Regions from separate parts of the Homo sapiens genome. Here region 1 is linked to region 2. A link is an interaction called in ENCODE POLR2A ChIA-PET data of the cell type or tissue named here. Cell type or tissue: MCF 10A. All regions are shown on one strand. Each heading gives the region's core, and the rest is flanking DNA. Links, peaks and the distances in the headings are about the cores only.

Evidence for each region. Peaks named below come from ENCODE experiments on the same cell type or tissue, not always from the same donor. Only the 100,000 strongest peaks of a DNase experiment are listed, where the experiment ranks them.
Region 1: POLR2A ChIA-PET joins it to region 2 with 5 read pairs; 6 of 35 experiments call an interaction of 5 or more read pairs at or near these places.

The regions. Positions count from the first base shown.
Region 1 is chr4:165,259,804-165,272,702 of GRCh38, forward strand. KLHL2 (kelch like family member 2) reads left to right here. Exons shown (of 15, transcript NM_007246.4): 5 at 3,394-3,556. Among named protein-coding and RNA genes, the nearest start is that of GK3, 13 kb to the right of the region's middle. In MCF 10A, for the core only: a CTCF peak has its summit at 2,717; no DNase peak of the experiment used is centred there.
Region 2 is chr4:165,210,560-165,223,458 of GRCh38, forward strand. KLHL2 (kelch like family member 2) reads left to right here. Exons shown (of 15, transcript NM_007246.4): 2 at 9,375-9,500. Among named protein-coding and RNA genes, the nearest start is that of KLHL2, 9.4 kb to the left of the region's middle. RefSeq lists an enhancer at 3,704-4,248. In MCF 10A, for the core only: no CTCF peak of the experiment used is centred there; a DNase peak (open chromatin) is centred at 4,982.

The sequences.
Region 1 (12,899 bases), core at 2,311-10,310, 51 kb after region 2:
AGCTGACCAATTTGATTATATCCCTAGCTTTCCATGACTCGCTGTATGACTTGGTCAAGCCGTTTAACCCCTCGAGGGTGTGGTTTCTTCATCACACAAATTAGAAGGTTTGATTTGATTTGATCTCAAAACTTTCAGCTTGCAGGGTGACAGCTGTTTGAGTGGTTTTGATCATGGGATGTGGTTCATCTGAAGTCAGAGCATTTTAAATTTTGTTTTAAGTGGCTGTTTGGCACCCAAAATAAGCTAGGAGTTGATGTGGCCCCAGCTGTTTTCCTGTTTTCATTATCAGTGACTGATGGTCACCAGGCGTCATGTTAGCAAGCTGGGTCAATTAGTAATTGCTTTTGAAGCTGTATATAATTAATTACATAATTATGAGCTATTGAAGTTTAGTCCTAGTAAAACTACATCATAAAACCAAGGCAATTTCAAAAGATTTACTGACAAAAGAAAAATATGAACAAACTTTTTGTACATTTGACTTACATTTATTTTATGTTTAGCATATATTTGTCAAGCATGTAACCACGTTTCACTGTCATCAAAAAAAATTATATGTGAATATAATCTAGCCACATGGACCACTGTTGAAATAACTTTATATTTCTACCTAGATGACTTGTTATGCCCCTTCCAGATAGGAGAATCTACAATTTTATGAATTTCGGTCTCCTAATACGGTAGATCTGAACTTGGTAATGATTAAGTTGAAATCAATAAAGCAAAATGAAATTTTAAAAGCCTGCTACACACACATATATGTGTGTGTGTGGGGGGGGTGTATATGTTAGCATAATATACCAACGACTAATTTTTTTTTCACTCAGGAATATATTTTAGAAATTATCTCATTTATTAGTTTCCTCTTTCGTTTGAATGACTGCAATTGAATGGATGATTCCAATTATTTGATCAGTCTCCTTATGATGGACATTAAAGGCTTTTTTCTAACTTCTATTAGCCACAATAATGCTGTAATGAATATCTTGTGCATGTGAGATTTTGTGCATATGTTAGCATATCTATAGGTTAAATTGCTGGGTCAGAGGACATGTGCATTTGTAATTTTGAATTTGAAATAAACAAATTGTTCTTCATGGAGGTTGGACCAATATGTGCTCCCACCAACAATGTGTAAGTGAGCCTGTTTCCTGCCCAACCACTTTTTCCTCATCGTTCTGTGTGACCAAACAATTTAAGTATTATACTGTTTTCTCTAGGAAAATGCTAATTAGAGGAGTGATCATACTATTTGTGCAGATTTCACAGAGATTGAATTTTACACTGAAGACCACTTTCTAAACTATATGTAGAAATTTAATTTGCTGAATTAAATGGCTGTACTATTAAGCATCTTGGAACGCACTTTATGTTGCTTCAGAGCGCAATTACACTGGCATGGAAAAACCTGCAATTTGAAAATTATCAACAAATTAAAGCCTTCTGTGGATATTCATTCTCATAACATAATGAAACCTACTATACATATCATGCAAAAAGTTTGGCTGTAACGTTATTTATACTTTATTTTCTATTTTTATTTTTATTTTTTGAGACGGAGTCTCTCTCTGTCACCCAGGCTGGAGTGCGGTGGTGTGATCTCGGCTCATTGCAACCTCTGCCTCCAGGGTTCAAGTGATGCTCCTTCCTCAGCCTCCTGAGTAGCTGAGACTACAGGTGTGTGCCACTACACCCAGCTAATTTTTGTATTTTGAGTAGATTGGGCTTTCACCATGTTGGCCAGGTGGTCTCAAACTCCTGACCTCAAGTGATCCACCTGCCTCGGCCTCCTAAAGTGCTGGGATTACAGGCGTGAGCCACCACGCCTGACCTATTTTTCTTAAACTCAGAAGGAAAAGGCCTTATGTCTGGATACTGTTTCTATTTTTTCTTGAGCCTTTAGATTCAGGAGTTAAAGCTTCTGTGCTTCCTTTAAGAAGGTAAGAAGTTTGTTACAGAGAGATGTGAATGATGTCTTTCTTTTCTATGTTTAGGACTTACTCCATAGATTTAGGAAAGTCATAACATATAGTCATAAACCACTATTATTTTTCTGTCTTTGGGCTGCAGTGTGGCATATATGAAAGTCAATTTCTGAAGGAACTTAGATCTTTTTTTAATGCTAATGTAGTCTTTTCTAAAATTTACCATTGTTCGAATAGTTGAAGGTTTTTTTGTGGGGTTTCTTTGGCTTTTATAAAGGATCACCAGAATTCGATAACCTTTTTTTGAAGTTTTTCTCCTTAATTTGACTTTCAAATATGGTCCTTTATATAACACTGTAATAATTCACTTACAAGGAAAAATGTTTTTCTATTATTGACTTATTTGAAAAGCACTTGTAGTGTTGGATATAGTATTCATAGTGAAGATAGTGGTTCAATCCCACAGAATAACCTATAATTAATATAAAATTGCTTGGAGTTACTCAAATAAAAATGCAAATTAAAAAGTTATTAGATAATCACCTATTACATTTTCCTTGTTAGCACATATATTACATTCTAGAGAAACTGTCTGCTTATAGGTAGAGACTGTTGTTGAACTTTAAATTGTTCTACCCCGTAAGGAAAGCAGTTGTTATGATACTCATACAGTGGAAAAACAGGCCTTCAGCAAAATGAGGCTTTGTTGTGATATGGATTACTCTGGGGCCACTCCTTCCCCACAGATAACTGAAGTGCATGACTGCTTGAACTAAGAGAACAAAACCATTTTCATTGAATCATAGCACCCCCTAGCATCCTAATAATTTACGGGCTTTTGTTGTTGTTGTTTTGTTTTGTTTTTGAGATGGGGTCTCACTCTGTCACCCAGGATGGAGTGCTGTGGGGTGATCACAGATTACTACAGCCTCGACCTCTCAGGCTCAAGTGATCCTCCCACCTCTGCCTCCTGAGTAGCTGGCACTACAGTTGCGTGCCACCACACCAGGCTAATTTTTATATTTTTTGTAGAGATGAGGTCTTGCTATGTTGCCCAGCCTGGTCTCAAACTTCTGAACTCAAGCGATCCTCCTGTCTTGGCCTCCCAAAGTGCCGGGATTACAGGTGTGAGTCACCATGCCCTGCCAAGAATTTGTGTTTTTAGAAGTCAAAATAACATTTTGTTTATGCTTATGAAACAAACCATTAATCTTATAAGATCTGATATCTCATATTCTTCTGACCAAGGAGAAGAGGCCTTTGAAAGATTACATGGAAATTATGGGGAATGTGAAGAGTCATCATTGTTATTAAAAATAATTTTTATATTTGTTTTCTAGGGAATATGGGGGTATGGACGCAGATAATAAACTATGGCTGAACATCTTGTGTCCTATGTAGAAGTGGTCAAAGAGGCAGTGTTTTTCCACCCAAGTGCCTAAGAATATTGATGTGTGTGTTGCAGGTACTTCTCCCAGCAGCTGGTCTCTTACAGTTACAGGATGTGAAGAAGACTTGTTGTGAATTTTTGGAATCCCAGCTTCACCCTGTCAACTGCTTAGGAATCCGGGCTTTTGCTGATATGCATGCATGTACCGACCTTCTGAACAAGGCCAACACCTATGCAGGCAAGTGGAGTAGACCTCAGCTGAATTTGGGAGGAAACTGCTTGGTTTTTGATATGATTCCACAGTGGTCTCTGGAAAGTCATGTCATATTTCTGGATCTGGGCTTTATAAAAATACATTTAAAATCTTATAATGGTCACACTGCATAACTGAAGCATACTCATAAAATTCTGAACTTAAAAAGCAAGCAACTATACATTGGGATTGGGCCTGAATAATAGAATAGCTAGGAATAGCTAGGTTTTTTTGTTTTTTTTTTTTTGAGACGGAGTCTTGCCCTGTCACCCAGGCTGCGGTGTGGTGGTGCAATCTTGGCTCATTGCAACCTCCGCCTCCAGGGTTCAAGAAGAATAGCTGTATGTATTTTTCTTTCAAATTGTTAAATGAATAGGCATATGAGAAAGTATATGCATGTGAAGTTATTTTAGCTCTGATTTTTTACATTGTTTTTTTTTTTTTTTTTTTTTTTTGCATCCATGAAAACAATTTTGTGGCTTAAAAAAATCTTCAAAGCAGTGAAATATAGATACATTTGGTGGAGTAGAAAAGTAGACCAATAGAAGCAGCCCACTCCTTGCATGCTGGTTCCATGGCCTACTGCTACTGCTGGCATTTCCCTGTGGCAGAGGGAGGGCCTGTTGCTGTTTTCAAGGAGCCCTTGCTTTAGCTGCTCTTCAGGCCCTTCAGACCCCTCATCTCTGCAGTTGGGGAGGAGACATTGTTATAGCTTTGAATGCACACACATAGTTCACAAATGTAATCTATATTTTATTTGAGTTTATAAACAAAAATATATATTAAAAGTGATTATTAGGAAATTTCTTTTTTTAGTTTATGCTTTCATTTAATGATTACATCCTTTTTTTTTTATTCTAATAGCTTTAGGAGTACAAGTGGTTTTTGGTTACATGAATGACTTGTATAGTCACGAGGTCTGGGATTTTAATGTACCCGTCACCTGAGTAGTAGACATTGTACTCTAATCGGTAGTTTTTCATCCATCACCATCCTCTCAACCTCCCCACTTCTGAGTCTCCCATGTCCATTATACCACTCTGTCTGCCTTTGCATACTGATAGCTTAGCTCCCACTTATAAGTGTGAATATGTAGTATTTGGTTTTCCATTCCTGAGTTACTTAACTTAGAATAATGGCCTCCGGTTTCATCCAAGTTGCTGCAAAAGACATTATTTCTTTCTTTTTTTATGGCAGAGTAGTATTCCATCATATATATATATATATATATACACACACACACGTACGTATATACACGTATATATGTACACACATGTATATACATATATGTCTACATACGTATATGTATGTGTGTGTGTGTGTGTGTGTGTATATATATATATATACATATATATATATATATATGTATATATATATATATATATATATATAAAACATTATCCACTCATTGGCTGATGGGCACTTAGGTTGATTCCATATCTTTGCAATTGTGAATTGTACTGTGATAAACATACACATCTGGGTGTCTTTTTGATTTAATGATTTCTTTTCCTTTAGGTAGATACTCGGTAGTGAAATTGCTGGATTGGATTTTAATTTCTTTGAGGAATCTCCAGACTGTTTTCCATAGAGGTTGTACGAATTTACATTCCCACCAGCAGCATATAAGCGTTCCCGTTTCACCACATCCACACCAACATCTATTGTTTTTTCACTTTTAATAATAGCTATTCTGGTTAGGGCAAGGTGGTATCTCGCTGAGGTTTTAATTTGCATTTTCCTGATGATTAGTGATGTTCAGCATTTCTTTCATGTTTGTTGACCATTTGTATATCTTCTTTTTAAGAAATATCTGTTCATGTCATTTGCCCACTGTTTAATGGGATTATTTGATTTTTTCTTGCTGACTTGTTTGAGTTCCTTTTAGATTCTGGATATTAGTCCTTTGTCAGAGGCATATTTTGCAAATATTTCCTCCCATTCTATAGGTTGTGTGTTTACTCTGGTGATTATTTCTTTGGTCTTGTGGAAGTTTTTTTTGTTTAATTAGGTCCCATTTATTTATTTTTGTGTTTGTCACATTTGCATTTGGGGTCTTTGTCATAAATTTTTTGTTTCGGCCAATGCCCAGAAGTTTTTCCTAAGTTTTCTTCTAGAATTTTGATGGTTTCAGGTCTTAGATTTAAGTCTTTAATCCATCTTGGGTTAATTTTTATATATGGTGAGAGATAGGGATCTCTCACCATATATAAAACGTGTACACGAGCACAACGTGATGGTTTCCAGCTTCATCCATGTCCCTGCAAAGGACACGAACTCATCCTTTTTTAATGGTTACATAGTATTCCATGGTGTATATGTGCCACATTTTCTTAATCCAGTCTATCATTGATGGACATTGGGAGGTTCCAAGTCTTTGCTATTGTGAATAGTGTCGCAATAAACATGTGTGCGTGTGTCTTTATAGTAGTATGATATATAATGCTTTGGGTATATACCCAGTAATGGGATTGCTGGGTCAAATGGTATTTGTAGTTTTAGATCCTTGAGGAATTGCCACACTGTCTTCCACGATGGTTGAACTAATTTACACTCCCACCAACAGTGTAAAAGCATTCCTATTTCTCCACATCCTATCCAGCACCTGTTGTTTTCTGACTTTTTAATGATCGCCATTCTAACTGGCCTGAGATGGTATCTCACTGTGGTTTTGATTTGCATTTCTCTGATGACCAGTGATCATGAGCATTTTTTATATGTCTGTTGGCTGCATAAATGTCTTCTTTTGAGAAGTGTCTGTTTATATCCTTTGTCCACTTTTTGATGGGGTTGTTTGTTTTTTTCTTGTAAATTTGTTTAAGTTCTTTGTAGAGTCTGGATATTAGCCCTTTGTCAGATGGGTAGTTTGCAAATATTTTCTCCCATTCTGTAAGTTGCCTCTTCACTCTGATGATAGTTTCTTTTGCTGTGCAGAAGCTCTTTAGTTTAATTAGATCCCATTTGTCAATTTTGGCTTTTGTTGCCATTGCTTTTGGTGTTTTAGTCATGATGTCTTTGCCCATGCCTATGTCCTGAATGGTATTGCCTAGGTTTTCTTCTGGGGTTTTTATGGTTTTAGGTCTAACATTTAAGTCTTTAACTCATCTTGAGTTAATTTTTTATATGGTGTAAGGAAGGGATCCAGTTTCAGCTTTCTGCATATGGCTAGCCTGTTTTCCCAGCACCATTTATTAAATAGGGAGTCCTTTCCCCATTGCTGGTTTTTGTCAAGTTTGTCAAAGATCAGATGGTTTTAGAGGTGTGGTGTTATTTCTGAGGCCTCTGTTCTGTTCCATTGGTCTATATCTCTGTTTTGGTACCAGTACCATGCTGTTTTGGTTACTGTAGCCTTGTAGTATACTTTGAAGTCAGGTAGCGTGATGCCTCCAGCTTTGTTCTTTTTGCTTAAGATTGTCTTGGCTATGTGGGCTCTTTTTTGTTTCCATATGAAATTTAAAGTAGTTTTTTCCAATTCTGTGAAGAAAGTCAGTGGTAGCCTGATGGGGATAGCATTGAATCTATAAATTACCTTGGGCAGTATGGCCATTTTCAAGATATTGATTCTTCCTATCCATGAGCATGGAATGTTCTTCCATTTGTTTGTGTCCTCTTTTATTTTTTTGAGCAGTGGTTTGTAGTTCTCCTTGAAGAGGTCCTTCATATCCCTTGTAAGTTGTATTCCTAGGTATTTTATTCTCTTTTTAGCAATTGTGAATGGGAGTTTGCTCATGATTTGGCTCTCTATTATTGGTGTATAGGAATGCTTGTGATTTTTGCACATTGATTTTGTATCCTGAGACTTTGCTGAAGTTGCTTATCAGCTTAAGGATATTTTGGGCTGAGACAATGGGGTTTCTAAATATACAATCATGTTATCTGCAAACAGAGATAATTTGACTTCCTCTCTTCCTAACTGAATACCCTTTATTTCTGTCTCTTGCCTGATTGCCCTAGCCAGAACTTCCAACACTATGTGGAATAGGAGTGGTGAGAGAGGGCATCCTTGTCCTGTGCTGGTTTTCAAAGGGAACGCTTCCAGTTTTTGCCCATTCAGTATGATATTGGCTGTGGGTTTGTCATAAATAGCTCTTAGTATTTTGAGATACGTTCCATCAATACCTAGTTTATTGAGAGTTTTTAGCATGAAGGGCTGTTGAATTTTGTCAAAGGCCTTTTCTGCATCTATTGGGATAATCATGTGGTTTTTGTCATTGGTTCTGTTTATGTGATGGATTACGTTTATATATTTGCGTGCATTGAACCAGCCTTGCATCCCAGGGATGAAGCTGACTTGATCATGGTGGATAAGCTTTTTGATGTGCTGCTGGATTTGGTTTGTCAGTATTTTATTGAGGATTTTTGCATCGATGTTCATCAGGGATATTGGCCTAAAATTCTCTTTTTTTGTTGTTTCTCTGCCAGCCTTTGGTATCAGTATGATGCTGGCCTCATAAATGAGTTAGGGAGGATTCCCTCTTTTTATATTGATTGGAATAGTTTCAGAAGGAATGGTATCAGCTCCTCTTTGTACCTCTGTTAGAATTTGGCTGTGAATCCATCTGGTCCTGGACTTTTTTTGGTTAATAGGCTATTAATGATTGCCTCAATTTCAGAACCTGTTACTGGTCTATTCAGAGATTCAGCTTCTTCCTGGTTTAGTCTTGGGAGGGTGTATGTGTCCAGGAATTTATCCATTTCTTCTAGATTTTCTAGTTTATTTGCATAGAGGAATTTATAGTATTCTCTCATGGTAGTTTGTATTGCTGTGGGATTGGTGGTGATATCCCCGTTATCATTTTTTTATTGCATCTATTTGATTCTTCTCTCTTTTCTTCTTTATTAGTCTTGCTAGCAGTCTATCAATTTTGTGGATTTTTTTAAAAAACCACCTCCTGGATTCATTGATTTTTTGAAGGGTTTTTTGTGTCTCTGTCTCCTTCAGTTCTGCTCTGATCTTAGTTATTTCTTGTCTTCTGCTAGCTTTTGAATGTGTTTGCTCTTGCTTCTCTAGTTCTTTTAATTGTGATGTTAGGGTGTTGATTTTAGATCTTTTCTGCTTTCTCTTGTGGGCATTTAGCACTGTAAATTTCCCGCTACACACTGCTTTAAATGTGTCCCAGAGATTCTGGTACATTCTGTCTTCGTTTTCAGTGACTTCAAAGAACATCTTTATTTCTGCCTTCATTTCGTTGTGTACCCAGTAGTCATTCAGGAGCAGGTTGTTCAGTTTCCATGTAGCTGTGTGGTTTTGAGTGAATTTCTTAATCCTGAGTTCTAATTTGATTGCACTGTGGTCTGAGAGACAGTTTGTTGTGATTTCTGTTCTTCTACATTTGCTGAGGAGTGCTTTACTTCCAATTATGTGGTCAATTTTAGAATAAGTGCAATGTGGTGCTGAGAAGAATGTATATTCTGTTGATTTGGGGTGGAGAGTTCTGTAGATGTCTATTAGGTCTGCTTGGTCCAGAGCTGAGTTCAAGTCCTGGATATCCTTGTTATTAACCTTCTGTCTCGTTGATCTGTCTAATATTGACAGTGGGGTGTTAAAGTCTCCCATTATTATTGTGTGGGAGTCTAAGTCTCTTTTTAGGTCTCTAAGGACTTGCTTTATGAATCTGGGTGCTTCTGTATTGGGTACATATTAGGAATGTTAGCTATTCTTGTTGAATTGATCCCTTTACCATTATGTAATGGCCTTCTTTGTCTCTTTTGATCTTTGTTGGTTTAAAGTCTGTTTTATCAGAGACTAGATTGCAACCCCTGCTTTTTTTTTGTTTTCCATTTGCTTGGTAGATCTTCCTCCATCCCTTTATTTTGAGCCTGTGTGTGTCTTTGCATGTGAGATGGGTCTCGTGAATGCAGCACACTGATGGGTCTTGACTCTTTATCCAATTTACCAGCCTGTGTCTTTTAACTGGGGCATTTAGCCCATTTACATTTAAGGTTAATATTGTTATGTTTGAATTTGATCCTGTCATTATGATGTTAGCTGGTTATTTTGCCTGTTAATTGATGCAGTTTCTTCATAGCATCCATGGTCTTTACAATTTGGCATGTTTTTGCAGTGGCTGGTACCGGTTATTCCTTTCCATGTTTAGTGCTTCCTTCAGGAGCTCTCTTGTAAGGCAGGCCTGGTGGTGACAAATTCTCTCGGCATTTGCTTGTCTGTAAAGGATTTTATTTCTCCTTTACTTATGAAGCTGAGTTTGGCTGGATATGAAATTCTGGGTTGAAAATCCTTTTCTTTAAGAATGTCGAATATTGGCTCCACTCTTTCCTGGCTTGTAGGGTTTCTGCCAAGAAATCTGCTGTTAGTCTGATGAGCTTCCCTTTGTGGGTAACCCGACCTTTCTCTCTGGCTGCCCTTAACATTTTTTCCTTCATTTCAACCTTGGTGAATCTGACAATTATGTGTCTTGGGGTTGCTCTTCTTGAGGATTATCTTTGTCTTTGTGGTGTTCTCTATATTTCCTGAATTTGAATGTTGGCCTGCCTTGCTAGGTTAGGGAAGTTCTCCTGGATAATATCCTGAAGAGTGTTTTCTAACTTGGTTCCATTCTCCCCATAACTCTCCGGTACACCAATCAAACGTATATTTGGTCTTTATCCATAATCACATATTTCTTGGAGGCTTTGTTCATTTCTTTTCACTCTTTTTTCTCTAATCTTGTCTTCTTGCTTTATTTCATTAATTTGATCTTCAATCAGTGATATCCTTTCTTCCACTTGGTCGAATCGGCTATTGACGCTTGTGCATGAGTCACAAAGTTCTCTTGCTGTGGTTTTCAGCTCCATCAGGTCATTTAAGGTCTTCTCTACACTGTTTATTCTAGTTAGCCATTCGTCTAACCTTTTTTCAAGGTTTTTAGCTTTCTTGTGATGGGTTAGAACGTGCTCCTTTAGCTCAGAGAAGTTTGTTATTACCAGCCTTCTGAAGCCTACTTCTGTCAATTTGGCAAACTCATTCTCCATCCAGTTTTGTTCCCTTGCTGCCGAGGAGCTGCGATCCTTTGAAGGAGAAGAGATGCTCTGGTTTTTGGAATTTTCACCTTTTCTGCTCTGGTTTCTCCCCATCTTTGTGGTTTTAACTACCTTTTGTCTTTGATGTTGGGGACCTGCAGATGGGGTTTTGGTGTGGATGTCCTTTTTGTTGATGCTGATGCCATTCCTTTCTGTTTGTTAGTTTTTCTTCCAACAGGCCCCTCAGCTGCAGGTCTGTTGGAGTTTGCTGGAGGTCCACTTCAGACCCTGTTTGCCTGGGTATCACCAGCAGAGGCTGCAGAACAGCAGATATTGCTGCCTGATCCTCCCTCTGGAAGCTTCATCCCAGAGGGGCACCCACCTGTTTGAGGTGTCTGTCATCCCCTACTGGGAGGTGTCTCCCAGTCAGGCTACACAGAGGTCAGGGACCCACTTGAGGAGGCAGTTTGTCCCTTCTCGGAGCTCAAACGCCATGCTGAGAGAACCACTGCTCTCTTCAGAGATGTCAAACAGGGACATTTAAGTCTGCAGAAGCGGTCTGCTGCCTTTTGTTCTCCCCAGTTTATGTTTTTGTATGCTTTGTCGAAGATCAGTTGTTTGTAAATATTTACTTTATTTCTGGGTTCTCTATTCTGTTCCATTGGTCTACATATCTACTTATATGCCAGTGCCATACTGTTCTGGTTATGATACCCTTATATTAGTATAATTTGAAGTCAGGTAATGTCATGCCTCTAGATTTGTTCTTTTTGCTTAGGATTACATTGGCTATTTGGGCCTTTTTAAAAAAATTCCATATGCATTTTAGGATTTTTTTTTTATAATTCTGTGAAGAGTGATGGCATTTTGATAGGAATTGCATTGACTCTGTAGATTGCTTTGGACAGTATGGTCATTTTCATGGTGTTGATTCTTCTAGTCTGTGAACATGGGATGTATTTCCATTTGTTTGTATCATCTATGATTTCTTTAAGCAGTGTTTTGTAGTTCTCCTTGTAGAGTTCTTCACCTCCTTGGTTAAATATATTCCTAAGTATTTTATTTTATTTTGTAGCTATTATAAAAGGGATTGAGTTCTTAATTTGATTCTCAGCTTGGTCATTGTTCGTGTGTAGCAGTGCTACTGATTTATGTACATTGATTTTGTAACCTGAGGCTTTACTGAATTCATTTATCAAAGCTAGGCGCCTTTTGGAGGAGTCTTTAGGGCTTTCTAGGTATAAGATCATATCATCAGCAAACAGAGATAGTTTGACTTTCTCTTTTCCAATTTGGATGCCCTTTATTTCTTTCTTTTGCCTGATTACTCTGTCTGGGACTTACGGAAGTTGCTAATTTGTTTTTAAACTATATTTCTGGAAGATAAATCTGGTAGAAGTTACAATCCACCAACTGCCTGCAAGACTCTGCTTTGCATCTATGAGACTCAATAGGAATAGTTCCTGTGGAAGCTTCTGTGTTCACTGCTCCTTTAATAGGCTCTAGAACTGTAACTTCCCCAGATTTCAAATGCAGGAGCCTTTTGTCTAAACTGCTTCAGTGTGCTTACTCTGATGAGTAAGGAAGCTTTTGGTACATAGATGTGGGTAAGGGAGAATGCATGTGTGTATATATATGTGTGTCTCTGCCTGCACAGAGCATTGGAGAGTAGTAGTCCTAGAATCCGTATTTCATTTACCAAATAAATAATGGTTCAAAGTGGTTAGTTGAAAAAACAAAAACCACAGTGCTTCACTAAATCACAGTAGGTCCAATAAATTTAGACCTTATTGATTTCTATTGGGTGGCCTGATGGCCTAACTGCCCTTTAGAAAATTATTTCAGTGAAAAAATGTGATCTGAGTTCTAGGAAGCCGATTTACAGATGAGCTTTTAGAACACAACCCTTCTGTAAGTTGGGGAATGCCTGTAGTGTGTAGCACTATTCATGCAGCACTTTTGAATAGAATGAAGCATTTTATGAAAAACCAAAGACAAATATGAATTTATTGGTGTATTCCAATGCAAGCAATTCTGTTCAACTAAGTAGAAAATATTACTTCTAAATTCAGATTCCATTAACTGCTAGACTTAATGCACCTGTTATAAGTGACTTCTATTAGGAAAACCAAGAAAGCTTTTGTATTTTTAGATATTTTTTGCTGCATGAAACAATCACTATTTAACCTTTTATCTTTCCTGGGCTGCCAGTTTTCTCTATAGTGATTGATAAATGTTACTGACTGCTAATGGGGAGAGGAGGGTCAGTGCCTGGGGAGAGAATGAATAAAGTAGGATTAATGCACAGGATATCCAAACATAGTTCATATGATGTACTAGAACTCTTAGTTTTGCTTATATCAGAAGC
Region 2 (12,899 bases), core at 152-8,151:
TGGGTCTGGGTGATATTGAGACTGTGTTACATTTGCTTCTGATCAAACCTGAAAGATGTGTAACTAAAAGATGTAGCTTAGTAAAGGAATTTCAGGTAGTAAATTGAGAGATGTAGTTTAGATGTAGATTAGTAAAGGAATTTCAGATGGTAAACTGAGATGTGCAAAAGGAAATGTAAATTGACCAGCCCTGACCTCAGGAATGTATTTTACAGTCTGGCTTTTATAGTTATTTGTATAAAGGATTTTCATAATAAGTTGAAGGAAGACTGTGAGGTATAGGCCTGAGTGCATCCCTCTGATCTTCTCTTACTGATCAGTCTTCTTGGCACTTGTTTTTTTACTGGCTCCATTTTCACAAGTCGGCTTACTCTCTGTAAGCCTTGATTTTTTTGCTTTTCCTTCACAAAACTAAGCAAACATCCCTCAGATAGAACCATATCTTTTTTCAGTTGATGGTTCCACATTACTAGAGACTTGTCGTCAGAGGTGGTCATGCATAGGCAGAAAAACAACTTGTTGACCATGTTCTAAGGCATTTAGGCAGCAGAAAATTGGTTGGATTAGAGCAGAGGTTCTCACATTTTTGAATTTAACTGACCTGTAAAATTAAAAAAAGAAAAAAACAATTGAAGTCTAACAATTGCTAAGTTTTTTGTTTTGCTAAGTAAAAGAATTATTTATGAAACAACAATGATCAACTATCACCATCTTTTTATGAAAGAAAAAAACATTTTAGTATCCTTCCTCAAATATAAGGAAGAATATAATCTGACTAAAGGATTGTCTTTAAATTTAAAAAACTTAGCCTTATGAAAACTTATTACATTGTCCTCATTTTGACATAGATCAGTAAAAAGTTCACTGAAGCCTGACATTTGCAGTCCGCTGGACCGGATGACCTTTAATGTTCTTTCTAAGATTCAATTGCTGTGAATTTGGAACCTTGCTACAGGATACCCAGTATTCATTTGTTTGTCTGTTATAGTGCATTGGAGTGTATTCTTATTTTTGTTTAACTAAATGTACATTGGGCATCTCTCATATCACAGGTGAATCTCCCCAGTGATAGACAAAGACATTTAAAATATTTAGGAGTAATAATGGCCCACAAACAAGGTAATGGTGAAAGAAGACATGTGGATCAATGTGTGTTGAAGGAAGTGTTACATATAGAGACAACTTTGAGGTGCATTTGGGAACTTGAGAAGTGAATTCTGGAAATAGGTAGCATTTATGTAGTAGTTTAAAAAATTTCTGATGCTGGGAAATCACTCCACCTACTCCCTGCAAAATGCCCCAAACCTTTTGTTTCTGATGTACATGGTAGGCATGCAGTAACTATTAGTAAATGTGCTTTTCTGAAGGTGACTGTAAGTTTACTCATCTATGGCTGTTACGGATTTACACTAGTAGTGCTTATGAAGACCACTGAACTTCTTTCTTAAGATCAGGCAGGTTTTTTCAAGGTGATCCAGAGAAGGAAATTCACTTTATGTTGCATTTCTGTAGTGTTCTACCAAATCCAAATGCATTTACTCTTTATGATGAGGTAGTTTGAGTTTTTAATTTATATTTATTGAGTGCCTACTATGGCCAGATTTTGGGGATATCTCAGAAAACAAAGTTCCTTTTCCTATGATTGAAACTAATAGCAAACAAATATGTAATATTGTTAGTAGTATTACAGTAAACAAAAATGAAGCAGGATAAAAGGGTAGAGAATAATAAGAATAATAGTTCAGATAGGGTCAGGGTGTCTTTGACGAGGTGATATTTTAGCACAATCCAGAGGGGGAATAGCATTCCAGGGAGAGAGAATAGCAAGCACAAAGGCATTCTTGAATTCTTCCCCTGATGAGATAATTGCTGCAGTGAGTGGGTCCGTAACTTTTTGTGTGTTACGCACTGTACTTTCTTACATTTCAGACTATTGGCATTTGCTAAAATATTCCTTTGACCAGTTCCATTCTCTGATTTTACCTTGAAAAACAAGCCCCTGCTTTTTATGATAGCTCTTTTTCTTGTTTTCCTACTCTGGTTTTTAGGTTGCTAAATGTGATTTGCATACTTTATCACTTAATCTCACTTAGTCTTGTCAACAACCTTATAGTGGTAGGTGTCTTATTTATCAGATGAAGAAGTAGAGTTTAAGTTACTCTCTCAAGCTTATCAAGTATTAGAAAAAGTGGGATTCTAATCTCTCTGTTGTATCACTTTTTTCTGTCTTGCATGACTTCTCTTCTATCACTGCTTGTGGGCAGTATTTCCTCACGGAAGTAGGCCTTGGCCAGTTCTTTTCAATCACCTGTTAATCATTGAGCTCTAGCTCCATCTATATCTTAAGTCGGGGCTCTAGGTCTGTGCTTTGGTGTGGAATTTTGAACTTCTCACATCTCTACTCTTAGCTCATGCCTCTAAACCCAATATATCCAAAACTGATGTTTGTTCACAAACTGACTTCATTTTATAACATTTCCACTTATTCAATGGGATAACCATTCTTCTGGTCCCTGATAACCAAAGCATTGGAATAGTCTTTGATTTCTCTCTCTTTCTTCATCCTCCACATCTTATCAGTCCCCAGGAACTGTGGTCTTGGTTTCAAGTGTCCATTCTGGTTGCTACTATTCTGATGAATGGATTTCATCACTTGATACCTGAACTTTTTCACTGGTCTTCTATTGAGCTCTGTGTATTCTCTCCTCATCCTTCAGTCCCCACACTGTTTTAACCCTCCAACATCTTAGAGTCATGTGAAGTGACTTATCAAAACCAGAGACTCAGGCAGTCACAGCCTTTCATCATTTTATCTTATCCTATATATCCAAGATCATCATGTGCTTTTAAAACTCTCCCTTGTCCACAAGCCAGGATTCTCCAGCCTTTTCCTATGCTTCTCTTCTTCTCTCCCCTGTTACAACAACTTGAAGTTCCTCCAAGGCCCCATTGGAGCCCCATCTCCTTCACCAAGTCTTTCCTCTTTACTCCAACTCATTCCAGCTCATCGTTGCATTCCTATGGTGTTTGTCACTGCACCTATGTACTGACTTGTGCCATTCCTTAGTGGTTTCCCATGTACCTTCCTGTTTAGATGGTAAATGGAGGAAGATCTCAATTCAGCCTTCCTAATGTTTCTTACCCTTCTTAGTACATGGCATGCAGTGGGCATCTAGGCAGCACTTAAATACTTAATTTATTGGCTTTGGTCATTTTGAATATTGCTATTAACTTTGAATTGAATGTTGCAATTAAAAATGAAGGCCAATAAGATCCATAAAAATATATCTGCATATTCAGTTTAGATCCTGAATTCAACAATTTTCTTCTAAACTTTGTTTACATTCATATAGTGCCTAGTGCCTATACAGCTCCCTGAGATAGGTAGGTGAGATATTACTATCTTTGACTTTCATATTACATTTCACATCAGACATATTTGTGAAATAAATTTTATAAGTAGTCTGAAGCCCAGAGAGGCTAAGTGACTAATCCAGGGTCTCTTGGTTAGTATTTGGCATAGACAGAACTACAATTTTGGGCTTCTTTCTGATTCTGGTTCTCATCTAGTACCTTTTCATTTCAGTGCTGGAAAATGTATCCCAGTCAACTGAATTGCGGAGTCGTATTGCCGCCCCCTTACCAACGAAGTGATGGCAATAGTAGGAAGAGGGGCAAAGGAAAAGTCAGAAATATAAGTGATAAAATAAATGGAAATGTTTGAAATGGATCATCAACCTCCTTTTCCCTATTTTAGCACCTCACAAATATCCCACTCTGACAATGCTTTGTTAGTTATTTATAAAATATTCCTTAGGAGATTGATCTTGCATAAGACATGCTTTTACCGTGGTCCTTTTCCTGGTAATAGTCACTGTCAGGGACAAAAAGTGCCTGATTGTGTTCTGTTTGTCATGTAGGTGGGAGGGAAAGAGGGAGAGAAAGCTGAGTTGAACTGAAGCAGAGCTTTTTACAGCTCCATTGTTCTACTATCAGAGAGCAATTATACTCCAACTTCCATCCACCTCAGACATCCCAACCTCCTCCTCCTGCCAATGCTTCCCCACACACTTAACATACAGCCGCACAACTGAGTTCTCCAGAGAGAATAGGGTGCTCTTTAATACCTCCCTCTGCCCTTCAGTGAGTTCAGGGCTCTGCTTTTTAACTGCTAATATATTTTAGTAAAGTTTGGCAATTCAAGCTTTTCTAGATGTTTCCTTTTCAGCTCTGGAAAATTGGAAAAATAATTTTTAACTATATATGTTTAAAATATTCAATGGCATTATGATATTGTCTGAAAGGCATTCTGTGACTTGATGCAAGATCAGAAGTTTTTTTTTTTTCTTGGAGAAGTAAGTAATACAAAGAAAAAAGAGATAGAAGTTTTTATCTCACAAGATACCTCATATTCAGTTCTACATACTGAAGACCTAATCCAAGTTCTTACATGTCTATAGGGCAAATGTTAACATTTTTAAAAAGCTCTATTTATTTGGTAATATGAACATATGTTTGTAGATTAGTCTACTGTTTCCATACCTAATAAAAGTTTAAATTCCAGACATGTGAAGAAAATTTGCAGTGTGTCTCTTTGCCTTAGCTAACTGCAAAAATTGAAATCACAACCCTACCATAGACCCAAACGTGTTTCCAACTGAGAAAGTCTTCTACCTTCACAGCCTCTAAGTAATATAGTGGTTATTTGTTTGAAGGATGTGAGAGTATTTTGTTGAGAAACTGTAGAATGACATAACAAATTTTAGTTAAAATGTTAGTTATGGTTGACTCTGTACTTCTGATATCCTGGATTTGTTTATGAGAGCAATGCTAGTAAGATGCCTGCTTCTGAATGCAAGTTTGGCTGGGAAGACAGCAGAGAAATAGAAGAAATATTATAAAGTAATGGAGAAACCTCAAAACATTACAGCATGGATGTTGACTTTGAAAACAACAGCTGCTGACGTGAACTTGGCAGAAATTTGTGAGTAATGGTGGGTGACTCATTGCAAGCAGGGGAGTCTTGCAGCTTTTGAGGTGAACAGGCAAAGGGGAGAACAGTGATGGTGGCCACCCAAGGGCCAAGTATTTATGTCCTAAATGTCAAAATGTCTTTGATCTCCTGTTAAACTTTGCAGCTGCATCATTCACATGAATGGTTGCATTTTTTTTTTCTAAAAATACAACATATTTTCTAAAGCATTTGTTTTTAATCTGGGATGATTCTGAGGTGGGAGGTAAGTTGGTGGCAGGACATATTACATGACTTTTGTTATTATTATTATTTTTAAAAATCACGCATTGCTGGCTTTCTCCTATACTCCTGGAGATGCCATCATGTATGTATAGCTAATTCTAAAAAGGGCTTGTGTGACTCTTCATGTGAGAAGGGGTGGTTATTTGTGGCTTGAAAAAATTGCTTGGGTGATTCTGATCTTTCTCTTTCACGCTGCTGAAAACCATTGTTTCAAAGCCAATAATAAATATCTAAAGAAGTTTTACTTCATTTCTGTGGTGTTCTCAGAATTGTTACAGCAGGTTTAAACCTTTGCCTGGTTTGGAAATCTTGACTATTTGAGAGAGACAGCCCTGTTAGAGTCTTTGTTTTCTTCCTGTCTGAGAATTCAGTTATCATCAATAGTGTATTCTTAGGCAGAGTCAGAAAGTCACCTCATCTGAGAAGCCACCTGTGTCCACAGCTGGGAATTTGCAGAAGTCAGTCACTGAAGGAAGGCTTTAGGATATCTATGATAAAACATAGCAGTACACTGGGATCCAAACCCTGGGAAACCTCAACTATTTTAGAGTATGTGTTGATAACAATAGGCTATTGGATAATTGCCAGACTACTTGAGGAGTCTAAGAGTTGCATAAAGACTTAAAGGTGAAAGGAACTTGGAAAAATATCTTCTTCAGGTATTTTAAGGGAGACAGTTCTCAGAATGAGAAGCTTTTCTGGAAAAGGCTAGCACTTTGCTTCAGAAGAGAAGCAGGGCAAAGGTGTAATTCTTCATTTAATGTGGTACAACCTAAAGGGTAAACCTTTACCTCTCACTTAACTAGTTATTCCTAGTATGTATATGTATATATGTCTCACATCTATAGTTTTAGACATTATGCATCATTTTCTGTTCTGCTTCTGAATGAGAAGCCATCTAACACAAAGCCACACAGGGAATGGAAATTTATGGAAAGGGCATTCGTTTTGAAAATGGACGTTTGCAGAAGGGGTGATGTATTTGTAAGTGACTCTCGGTACAGAGAACACTTAACAAAATTCAGTGTTTTTTCTTACTTATTCCTTTAAGCCTTTGAATAAAGTCTTCTTTGCAGGGTTTCTGTAGTACATCAGAAAAAGGAGGAGCTGAAAATAGGTTTAAGAGAGCACCAATGTGGGCATTGATTGTTGTATGGCAACTGTCTTAAAGTGAATTCTCCAATGCAGGGAATTTTAATTCCTAAGTTCTTAAGCAAATATAAACACTCCTGACTCTTAAATCATGACATTCTTTCTGGGGCAGAGTTGCTTTTGCTTCCACTTTCAAGCATTGAAAATTCTTTTATGATAGTTTTGCTAATCCTCAGTATAACATTCTTCCTTTGTTGCACCTTCTAAATTATTAAACTAGAAGCAAATATAGAATAAGTATTACCTTGCTATCGTATATAGACATGCAGTGTTACATGGTTAGAAAGTTTGCATGGGTTGCATATATCTACGCATTTTCCCCTTTCCCTGGTTTCTTACTGTTTCCTTTACAGGTAGAATGAGAATATCTGTCTTATACTATAAAGTGTTTCTCCAGTTCTCTCCCTCCAGACGTGAATGTTCTGCCATCTTTTTGGCTTCTAGACTTATCAGTGCTTTTCCTTTCTTAGACTGGGTGTAACTAATTCCCTACACACACACCTTCAAGAGGGCATAGGGAGTAGAGTGGCACCTCCTTATTCTCCCACTTCAGCTGTAGGCTTTCCCTGTGGAGGTAAAGCCTTGCGCTAATTCATTTGTTAGGCCCCTTAAAAACTCTCAAGCGGTGAGGAAGTAGAACTGATGTGCACTTGTAGTAGGCAAGCCCTCAGAGAGTCAGGTGCTTCAACTAGTGCTGATTCTGGGGTTTGGGGTTTGCTTAATTTTAGAGGTTATATTCATGTTGAGTACCTGTTTCATGGCTTCGTGTACCATCCATGTAACCAGTGATTCCCACATTTCTGACTCCAGCTAAACTTTTCTCTCCAGCTCTAGACTCCAATATTTATCTGGTGATTTGATGCCTTCACTTGGATGTCTGATGTTTTAAAACCATTAGGTATAAAAACAGCTCTTGATCTCTGCCTATCTCAAACAGTTTCCACCTGCAGCCTTCTTCATCTCAATGAACAGAAACTCAGTCCTTTCTCTTGTTCAGGCCAAAAGACTTGGAGTCATTCTGACTTTCTTTGACATGTCATATGGTTGTTTCAACAGATCTCGTTGGCTGTATCTTCAAAATGTCCAGAACCCAGCCAGTTTTCATCACCTCCACTGCGACTGTCCTCCCTAAGCCACTGTCATTTTTTAGTGAATTATTGTAATATCCTGCTAAATAGTTGCCCCCTTTTCATCTTTGACCCGTGTAGAGTGTTCTCAACCAGCAGCCAAAGTGGTCTTTGGAAAACGTAAGTCGGATTGTATCACTCTTTTGCAGTGTCTCCTCATTTCACTCAAAGTGAAAGGCCTTAGGATATCCTAAAAGGCCCTTTGTGATCTGCACTCCCCTCTCCTGCTCAGCCCCAGCCTTTTGCCAAAGCTGCATGGGTCACAGTTCCTGGAACATACCAGGTACATATTGGCCTTTGCTGTAGTTACTACTTCCATCCGGATGTTCCCACACCCCCTAGTCTTTTGTTCAAATCTCAGTTCTCAACTAGGCCTTCCCTGAGCACCCTATTTACTGCAGATTACACCCCTCCACCGTCCCCACATTTCTCTCTCTCTTCACGCTGCCCTGCTTTTTCTACTTCCATAACACCATTTCCCAACATGCCAGTTGCTTCCCTGACTTGTGCTGTCTTTCCCTTTCCCCCCACCAGACTCCAAGCTCTATGAGGACAGGGATCTTTGTTTTATTCACTGATATATTCCAAGTGCCTTAAGAGTAGTGATTGGTACATGGTTGGTACTAAAAACAATTGCTGAATGAATTAATGAACGATAATGTTTAAAAATGAATCATCCTTTTAGAAATGGGTCAGGAAAGGAAGAGAAGTGCAGCAATTAATAATGATGTTTGCTTGTTCTTTGATATATATACAAGTATGATATTTTTAGACTTCATTTTTTAAGCCTAGTTAAAAAATTGGTGCCCTGATTTTTTATGTAATAGCTTTATTGAGGTATAATTTACATACCATAAATCCACCCATTATAATTGTGCAATCTAATGATTTTTATTAAATTTATAAAGTTTTATAACCATTGCTTCAAAAAGTTGTCTTGTGTTCATTAATTTGCAGTTAATTCTTGCCCCCCTCCTCATGGGACCCTGATTTTTTTGGTTAATTTTATGTCCTAAGTCTTGAAAGAATAATTCATGTAGCAATGCTAGTATAGCCTTGTGTGCTTAAAAAATGTAAATTTAAATATTCACTGTTCAGTGTAGGAAATGGTATTGAAATATTAGTGAAAAGAACAAGATGGAGAATCAGACTGGCCATACTCTTACCCAGCCCTACCATTTACCCCGTTACTCAAACTATTCTCTTCATCTGTTAAATGGGGATAATAATAGTAATTTGCTCAGAGAGTTGTTGTGAGGATTAACCAAATAATGAAAGTAAACTACTCAGCACAGGGCTGCCATATGGTAAATACTCAATAACTATTAACTAACATGATTAATCTCGATTAATCTCTTGTTAGTATAGGTCAAAATATATGGGGTTAATATATCCTGGCAGGTAGAGAGCAAAATTTAAATCAGATTCTAAGTTTCTGAAGTTTGTGTAAAATATGATCCTGCTCTGTCTTGGTTTGTTAATAACGTATGACTATAGAAGTTTGTAAAAGCAAGTTAATTTCCAATGGAGAAGATCATTTCTCAACAGTTTTATTTGGAGATATCTGCTAAGCCACTTCTGCTGAATATTCTGTGTTGATCTTTGACGGAACTTGGACACCAGGGAGGTAATTACCCACTTTTTAATTGAAACCATAGTGTCCATCAGAAACTGTTCTTAATTGTCTTAACCTTACATTGGGATATTCTGTCCATGAGACTTCCTCTAAATAAGTAGGGGAAGGAGACATTCATTGTCTCTCTTGTAGCTTGATAAGCTGAACTAAATGATCTTTAATAAGATCTTTTTCTGTTTTTGTTCTTTTCTTTTATGTACAGATGCACAAAGCAGGGTCATCAGAAGCCTCTCGATTCAAAAGATGATAATACCGAAAAACACTGCCCAGTGACAGTGAATCCTTGGCATATGAAGAAAGCTTTCAAAGTCATGAACGAATTAAGAAGGTATCATTATACTAATGTACATGCAACCATTGGTTTCGTCCCTTTATTTTTCAGTTGTTTGTAGTGAATATATAATCAACCTTCCATTGTTGCTTTGTCTGGTACACAGAACATTAAAAGCTTTTTCTGCAAGTTTTTTAAAGGAAAAGAGCAAATAATTTATCAGAAGTGTGGATGGTGTGGGGCTCCTCTATTAGTGTGGTAGCCGCTTAGCCACATACAGCTAGTCTGATGAGATAGTTTGGAGGTGAAAAATACACAGGGGATTTCTAAATGCAAAAAAAAGAAATGTAAATATTTTATTAATACTTTTAAATATATTGATTCCATGTAGAAATGATAATATACTAGATATTTTGAGTTAAAAAGAATACAGTAGGCCAGGTGCGGTGACTCATGCCTATAATCCCAGCACTTTGAGAGGCCAGGGCAGGAGGATCACTTGAAGCCAGGAGTTTGAGACCAGCCTGGTCAACACAGTGAGACTCTGTCCCTATTTTCTTTCTGTTAAAGTTAAAAATAAGAGAATATATTATTGAAATTAATTTCTCTTGTTTCTTTTTACCTTTTTAATGTGATTACTATAAAATTGTGACTTGCATTATGTTTATATTGGACAGTGCTGGTCTAGGGCTTCTAACTTACTGTGGCAAAGAGTATGGAAAGAAACTTTTAGAGAAAAATGTAACCATTGTTTTGTGGGAGTGGTGGTAGTTTTGGGGGGCAGTGACCTGCCTGTTGCTGAGGTAATTCTCAAGTGTACTAAGGATCACTGCAACTTTTAAGTAGTATTAAAAGTTGATTGAAAAATGAGTAGCTTTTTTTTTAATTAAAAGGGTAATATATGTATTAAGAGTCTTGGTTTTATTTTCTTAGCACTTTATGAAAGATCTGCTTTTTCCCAGCATTCCGTTTGTGAAAGTACTCTACGTATATCTATCTGAAATGCTGAAAGCCTGGCTAAGAAGGGATTAAACCTTCCCTTAATCTTTCTGTGCTGCCTAAAAGCTCTCCCTTTTAGGCCCATCATTTGTTTGTTTCTTCTTTAATTAAATTAGGGATTCAATAAATATTTATCTGCTAGGTACTGTAGGTACAATGGTGAGCAAGAACAAATATGGTTGCCACCCTTGTGGGCCCATAGCTGACTGCAGGAAGCAGGCATTCATCAAAGAATCACAAAAATAATTTACTGTAATGATAGTAAGTGTTGCAGAGGAGGGCTGCTGGTGCTAGAAAGGTGGATAACAGTGGTCAGGAAAGGCTTTCTTGAGAAGACAGGAATAATTATGCTGATATCTAGAAGGAAAAGAAGATAAGGGGATAAAGTCAGGATGGGAGTGAGGAGAGGGAGAACAGTGTTCCAGGCATTGGGAATGCTGTGCCACATCTTAGGGTAGGAAGGAGCTGGCCTCATCGGAGGAACTGACAGTGTTGCTGCAGTGCACGTGGCGGTGGAATCACACAGGAGAGGCAGCTGAGTAGGTAGGAGGGGCCATTGGACTGAGGTCCTGAAATTTTGGTCTTAATCAAGAGTTGCCTTGAGAGAAAGCCAGTGGAGAGTGTTAAGCGGGAATGTGACCTGATCAGATTTATATTTTGAACACACTGGCTGCTGGGTGGAGAATGGATTGGAGAGAGATAAGAGAAAGTTAAACTGAATATTGGATCATTTAATTTGCTTTCTAGTACCGCTTTGACAACATTTTCAGAATGTGGGTTTTCACTTATTCTTTGGGAGAATATATAACTGGGATAATCCAGCAAGTCTGAGGGTGCTGTTTCAGGATTTTAATCCTGTTTTGACAGTAGTTATTAGAATGTAAAATGCATTGGTTACTAAGTGGAACTGCAAGAAAAGTAAGAAAAATAGTCTGGTTGTTTTAAGACTGGGATCTTTAATGGCTCTTTTTTCTCTTTGAGAAGTCTAAAAAGACTGACTTTTAATAGGACTATTCAAATGTTCTTTTTCCCCACTCCTATGGGTGGGGCACGGGTAGCCTTGGCTTTCTGCTGGTGTTAATGTGAGTGGGTCTCTGTTGACCTGGGCATGACTCACTAAACTGCAGGGAAGGTAACACCAAGTGCTCCTTCCCTTGGGGTGAATGACCTGAGTTTTGGGACAGACTCTGGTCTCGAGCCAATTATTTTACTTGTTTGAGCCTGACTAAAATGAGAGGAATGGACAGGATGGTGTCTAAGGTTCAGTGCTGCTCTGACATTCTCAGCCTAGAGATGTTTTTCCTGCTTACCTGCAAGCCCTGTGGTGTCCTTGCCTGGCCCTAGGATTATTTATAAGCTCCAGTCTTCATTCATCTGTTTGCCCCTTTTTGGATGTGAACTCTATAACTGTGAGATAGTACCTTCTTGTTCTTTGTGTGGCACCCTTTCAGCAGCTGGGTCTGGTATGTCACTGGGCTGGTAGTCGATGCTGATTTTCAGAACAAAGAATGACCTTTGAATAGCCAGAGTGTTGGCTGCCAGGTCTATAACCCGGATTGTTTTAATGAAAGTGCCAACAACAACAGTATTTTTAAAAATGGACTGTCGTTGGAGTTCATCAGACCTTTTTAAAAATGTCATTCCCTTCCACTCTTAAATCTTATAGCCATTTTGAGTAATTCTTTAAAAAAAAATCTCTAAAGAGGCCTATTCCTTATACAGCTGAAAATCATTAATTATTTCCTGTCCTTGCGTCAACTTCCTCTTGCCCAGAAAGGGTAGCTGAGAGTGGTTTCCTGACTTCTGGGAAGGGAAAACTTCCTTGTTCTCACCACTCTGCCCTTGGGCTCTAACCTCAAAGTGGTAGAGCAACAGCTGTACTCCGAACAATGTTAATGTGAACCTTTGGCTAATGGAAGCAAAATTTTAGGAATAAAAGTCACTTTCAATTATGGCTGATGTAAGGTGTGGTTGTGGGAATGGGGGTAGGAAGACAGGAGTTCTGTAAGGTTTAAGTTACAGAATTAAAATTGTTTGATAGAAAAAGTACATGACATTTTATTGTTTTCTTAAACTAATTGTTTTTAGACAGGAGGCCCAGAGACCTAGCTTTATATCCCAGCCTGGTAAGAGCTTGAATATCTTGAAATTATTTGGTTTAAAAACCCTGCAGTCATATGTAAACAATGTATTCAACAAGTATTGGTGAGCACCTAATCAGCTAATATGCCTGAAAGGCTGTGTGGGATCCAAAAACAGTATCAGACTTAGGCCATGCCCTCTGAGTGTCTAGAGAGCTGCTGGACACATACAGAGAGGAGGATGAGGCAGTGAAAAAGTGTGCAAATCGTGGGTGCCCAAAAGAATTCTCATGGGGAAAATTCACACAGCCCACAGAGGTGGGCTTCAGTTGGGCCTTGATGGGAGTGCAGCAGGATTCACTGAGGGGATGGAGTG